Regions from separate parts of the Homo sapiens genome. Here region 1 is linked to region 2. Evidence: read pairs that join two places in POLR2A ChIA-PET (ENCODE). Cell type or tissue: A673. All regions are shown on one strand. Each heading gives the region's core, and the rest is flanking DNA. Links, peaks and the distances in the headings are about the cores only.

Region 1 (2,928 bases), core at 210-2,709, 420 kb after region 2:
CGGTGTGTGATGTTCCCTACCTTGTGTCCAAGTGTTCTCATTGTTCAGTTCCCACCTATGAGTGAGAACATGCGGTGTTTGGTTTTCTGTCCTTGGGATAGTTTGCTCAGAATGATGGTTTCCAGCTTCATCCATGTCCCTACAAAGGACATGGACTCATCCTTTTTTATGGCTGCATAGTATTCCATGGTGTATATGTTCCACATTTTCTTAATCCAGTCTATCATTGATGGACATTTGGGTTGGTTCCAAGTCTGCTATTGTGAATAGTGCCACAATAAACATATGTGTGTATGTGTCTTTATAGCAGCATGATTTATAATCCTTTGGGTATATACTCAGTAATGGGATCACTGGGTCAAATGGTATTTCTAGTTCTAGATCCTTGAGGAACTGCCACACTGTCTTCCACAATGGTTGAATTAGTTTACAGTCCCACCAACAGTGTAAAAGTGTTCCTATTTCTCCATATCCTCTCCAGCACCTGTTGTTTCCTGACTTTTTAATGATGGCCATTCTAACTGGTGTGAGATGGTATCTCATTGTGGTTTTGATTTGCATTTCTCTGATGGCTGGTGACGATGAGCATCTTTTCATGTGTCTTTTGGCTGCATAAATGTCTTCTTTTGAGAAGTGTCTGTTCATATCCTTCACCCACTTTTTGATGGGGTTGTTTGATTTTTTCTTGTAAATTTGTTTAAGTTCTTTGTAGATTCTGGATATTAGCCCTTTGTCAGATGAGCAGATTGTAAAAATTTTCTCCCATTCTGTAGGTTGCCTGTTCACTCTGACGGTAGTTTCTTTTGCTGTGCAGAAGCTCTTTAGTTTAATTAGATCCCGTTTGTCAATTTTGGTTTTTGTTGCCATTGCTTTTCGTGTTTTAGTCATGAAGTACTTTAAATAGCCTAATTTCAATATTGTCGCATCTCAGGGAACAGGGAGGCCTGAAGAGACTGACGGAATGAGGGATTTGCCCATGAGTGTAGCAGTCAGAACACACACAGTATTTATCAATTAAGTTTTCCATATTCAACGGGTGTTCGTGGCACCTGAAAGCACTTAACAATAATATCAAAGATCACTAATCACAGATCACCATAACAGGTGTAGCAATAATGAAGAAGTTTGAAATATTGCAAGAATTACCAAAATATGAACACAGAAACATGAAGTGAGTGTATGCTGTTTGAAAAGTGGCACCAATAGACTTGTTAGAAGCAGGATTGCCACAAACCTTCAATTTGTAAAAAAAGCAATATTGCAATAAAATGAGGTATGTCTGTATTGGAAATTGATTTCAAAATCCAAGGAGGTAGAGTACTCCAGGTAGAGTGAGCAGCAAGATCAAAAGCAAAGGATGGTGTATTTAAGGAATATGCTGTGTTTAAGAAATCTCAGGTAGTTCAATTTGGCTGACTTTGAAACAAATGGTTACGTTTCATAAAAAATGAAGCAAGATATCTAAGTAGGAATCTGGTTTATGCAGGTAAGGGACAAAACAATGGTTTCTAATCAGCTAAGCATTTGGATTTGAATTTTCGATCATTTTCTCTAGTAAATTCGTGCTTCTCATGTAGACATTGCCTTCTGGGATGCCTCTCCTGTGCCCTATTGCTCCTCTGACTTCCTTTGGCACCCCTCTTCTGAGATTCCTCAGTATCCTTTGCATTTTTCTGCTATGACATGTATTTGTTTATATATTTTATATATTTTTAAATTATATATTTTAATATATATTGTGCCTTTCTACATTCTAGAGACAGAATAAGGACACATAGATGGTAAAGGTAAGGGGTTCTAGATCCTTTTATAATTTATAAAGTACATTTTATATCAAAAATAATTTTTCATTATATTTGTTTCTGTATTTACAGTTTAGTACAGATTTTCACATACATTATCTCATTTATCCCCCACAACAATCTTGAATTTGGAGAATCTTATACTGATAATAATGAGGCATGGATAATTTAAATTACTTTACCAGGGTCAAGTTAATCAATAGCAAAGGCAGGGATTAAGCTCAGGTCTTTTGATTCCAAGTTCCTCTCTACTACATCAAGACTATACCATATTGATTTCCTATCCTTTCAATTTACATTAGAGATTCTAGTTGATTTTATGTCTTCAACCCTCTCGTGGTAGATTGTTTGAAAAAATTGTTCCCTCCTGGTTTCCATGCCACTTCGGAAGGACTCCCATCAAGTGGGGGCATTTATCTACCCAACCTTTGGGTGTGCGCTGATTTTGTGACTTGTTTTAATCAGTAGAACATGGTAGAGGTGATGATGTACCAGAGTTAAACCAAGGCTTGAAGGGGCCTGGTGCTTTTCTGCTTACTCTCTTGAAATCCTACCAAGACGACAAGCCAGCATAGGTTCCTGAAGGATGACAGACCACATGACACACAGACAAGCCATCCAGCTGAGGCTGACCTAGATTAGCCAGTCCCTAGCCCACCTGGAACTTGACCACAGATGGCATAAGACCAAGTGAGGCCAGAAGAACCATGCAGCATAGCCCAGTTAAGCAAATTGCTAACATCCTGAATCAAGAACTAAATTAATAATTGTTTCAATCCCAAATTTGAGGTATTTTGTTATATAGGAAAAGCTAACTGATGCCACTTTTACTAAGTACCACAATAAGAACTATTACATGCTGTGTACTTGCATATGCTGAGTACTATGTTTAGAATTTCACATGACTTATCTCTAATCCTTAGAACATCATAGCATAGAAGTTATTAGCCCCACTTTACAGACAGGAAAAAAAAAACTTCAAGAAGTTAAATAACTACTCACAGTTGCATGGCTAATAAGAGTAGATACAAAGCTTGATCTGTTTGACTATAATATTTATACTTTGAATGATTTTTTTGTGCTCCTTATACAACCTTTATAGAAAATGTGTTGGTTTACTTTTATA
Region 2 (2,928 bases), core at 296-2,795:
ATTCAGTATCTGCACGCACAACCTTGTAAATACTGAAGAAAATGATGAAAACTGTTTAGTCAGACAGCTTAGTGCTTTCTCGTCCAAAATTATAACCACAAACTCAACACCAAACCAAGTAGTGTGGTTTCACTGAGAACTGAGAGAGCAGTTGTGGGATTTTCATTTAAGAGGCAGGGAATGATAAGGCATTAGAGTGAACAAGTGCTGTCGCAAACCTCTTCCCTGCATCTCTCTATCTGCTGCCCTGGTAGAACCCTGTATCCCCTTGATCCCAGAATGCTTCCCTCCCTCCCTCCCACCCAGGTGACATTTAAGACCTCTCTTGTTAGCCCAGTGCTGTGGCTTATGCCTGTAATCCCAGCACTTTGGGAGGCCGAGGCAGGTAGATCACCTCAGGTCAAGAGTTCGAGACCAGCCTGACCAACATGGCGAAACCCTGTCTCTATTAAAAATACAAAAAATTGGCTGGGTGTGGTGGTTCACACCTGTAATCCCAGAACTTTGGGAGGCTGAGACGGGTGGATTACCTGAGGTCAGGAGTTCAAGACCAGCCTGACTTACAAGGTGAAACCCCATCTCTACTTAAAAAAAAAAATAGCAAGAATTAACTGGGTATGGCAGTGGACGCCTGTAATCCCAGCTGCTCAGGAGGCTGAGGCAGGAGAATTGCTTTAACCCAGGAGGCAGAGGTTGCAGTGAGCCAAGATCGTGCCACTGCACTCCAGTGGGGGCAACAAAAGCAAAGCTCCATCTCAAAAAAAAAAAAAAAAAAAAAAGATCCAGGTGTGGTGGCAGGCGCCTGTAATCTCAGCTACTTGGGATGCTGAGGCAGGAGAATTGCTTGAACCCTGCAGAAGTTGCAGTAAGCTAATCACACCACTGCACTCCAGCCTGGGCAACAGAGTGAGGCTCTGTCTCAAACAAAAACAAAAACAAAACCAAACACAAACAAACAAAAAAACCTCTCTTGTTCAGGGCATTGTTACAATTTATTGGATTCATTCTGATAAGGGAGAAAGACCTAAGCATGGAGATACAGAGTAGAATATTACAGTGTGGGAGAGTCACACAGACAGGTTGGGAGAACTCTCAGGACTCAGATCTCCTGGTGCAGGGTAGGAGTTGCAGTGACAGGTTGATTTCTCCCATCTCTTCCGACATGGGTTTCCCCATGTGCCACTCCCTGTAGATTAGTAGTGGGGTCACGAATATACTCAAACCACACTAGCATGCTGGGACAATGTGTGTCTTTGTGTTCTGTAATTGATCTGAGTCTCCTTTATGAGCCCCCTCTCTCCTGAATACTTCAAGTTGCCAGTTAGCAAGATATCAGTCACCTCTGCTTTAACCAGTCTCACTTCAGCCTCTGGTTCATCCATCTGGCCTCTTCCCAGGGCTGCCTCTGTGCTACTGATCCTGCACCATGGGGAATTGGCTTGGTTCCAAAGGCTGAGGATGTCCTAGGGACCTGGAGTCTCAAATAGCATGCTGGCACTTGTCCCAGCATTCCTGAGTTCCCCGATGACTGTAAGTTTTAAGTTATCATCCCCTCTTGGGATATGACTCCATGACAGGAAGGGGGCAGAGAAGGAGAGTTGTCTGCATATCTAGATGCACTTGCACTCTCTACCTTTGCTTCTTTTCTTCCTGCTATGCCTCACTGCTGGAAATATTGGGCTTTTATTTTACTCATTCGTCCTATTTGATAGGGACTTTTCCTATATCCTGCATTCTCCTTGTAGACCCCAGCATCATAACCTCATTCCCAGTGATATTTTTTGGATATTTGTCCCCTTTATATCTCACGTTGAATTATAATCCTCAGTGCTGGAGGTGAGGCCTTGTGGGAGATGTTTGGATCATGGGAGCAGGTCCCTCATGGCTTGGTGGTGTCTTTGTGATCCAGAACTCTGGATCTTGAAGATAGTGAGTTCTGACAATCTGGTCATTTGAAAGTGTGTGGCATCTCCCCCTGCACTCTCTCTCTCACTTGTTCCTCCTTTTGCCATGTAAAGTACCTGCTATTGCTTCACCTTCCATTTTGATTGCAAGCTCCCTGAGGCTTTGCCAGAAGCTGAACTAATGCCAGCACTGTTTCCTTTCAAGCCTGCAGAACTGTGAGCCAATTAAATCTCTTTTCTTTATAAATTACCCAGTCTCAGGTATTTCTTTATAACAATGTAAGAACAGCCTAATACATCCGAACATCATTAAGATTTAAAGAGAGAAACCAATTCACCAGTAGAAGATTATAATTCAGCAGGTATTTCAAGGACATTAAACTCATTGTCCATTATGATTTTCGTAGGGGTGAAACTTGAATGGAATTATAAAATATAGGGGCTTTGTCTTTCCCATACAAGCCTTCTTCAGGATACAGTTGGCCCCCTGTATCTTCAGGTTCTGAACCAAAATTGGTGAATAATAAGAGCCAACTAAAGAACTTGAGCATCTGCAGATTTCAGTGTCTTCATGGGTCCTGGAACCAATTCTCCATGAATACCAAAGGACCGTGGTATTCATTTTCCAAGACAGAATGGAGATGTCTATTGCCCTAGATTTCATATTGTTCAGCCAGATATCTTGACATCATTAGAATGTCTTAAAATTCTTTAAGCCAGATGGACATTTACTTTCGTTTAAGTCATCACAGTATACTTGAAAAAGTGTGCATGAAATGGTAACATGAACTATAAAGGGTTATCAGTTCGATTGTCATCAGCGCGCATTTATATTTATAAAATTCTCTTGCAGTGGTTCATTATAGCCCTGAAAAGCAAGGAAGTTCCTCATTACTAGTTTATAGAGTTATATGCACAGAGGCATGAGGTTATGAAATTAGTTATCTAAGCTTCTACAAAGGGGAGAAATCTCCTTCTACTTAACACTAGTCAAACATTCTCTGGAGAATATGATATGATTCTG

What was found. ChIA-PET counts read pairs that join two places held together with the same protein. Peaks named below come from ENCODE experiments on the same cell type or tissue, not always from the same donor. Only the 100,000 strongest peaks of a DNase experiment are listed, where the experiment ranks them.
Region 1: POLR2A ChIA-PET joins it to region 2 with 7 read pairs; 2 of 35 experiments call an interaction of 5 or more read pairs at or near these places.

The regions. Positions count from the first base shown.
Region 1 is chr1:97,393,467-97,396,394 of GRCh38, forward strand. The region is part of intron 14 of DPYD (dihydropyrimidine dehydrogenase); the gene reads right to left. Among named protein-coding and RNA genes, the nearest start is that of DPYD-AS1, 300 kb to the left of the region's middle. In A673, for the core only: no CTCF peak of the experiment used is centred there; no DNase peak of the experiment used is centred there.
Region 2 is chr1:96,972,343-96,975,270 of GRCh38, forward strand. No RefSeq gene overlaps it. Among named protein-coding and RNA genes, the nearest start is that of DPYD-AS1, 120 kb to the right of the region's middle. In A673, for the core only: no CTCF peak of the experiment used is centred there; a DNase peak (open chromatin) is centred at 1,459.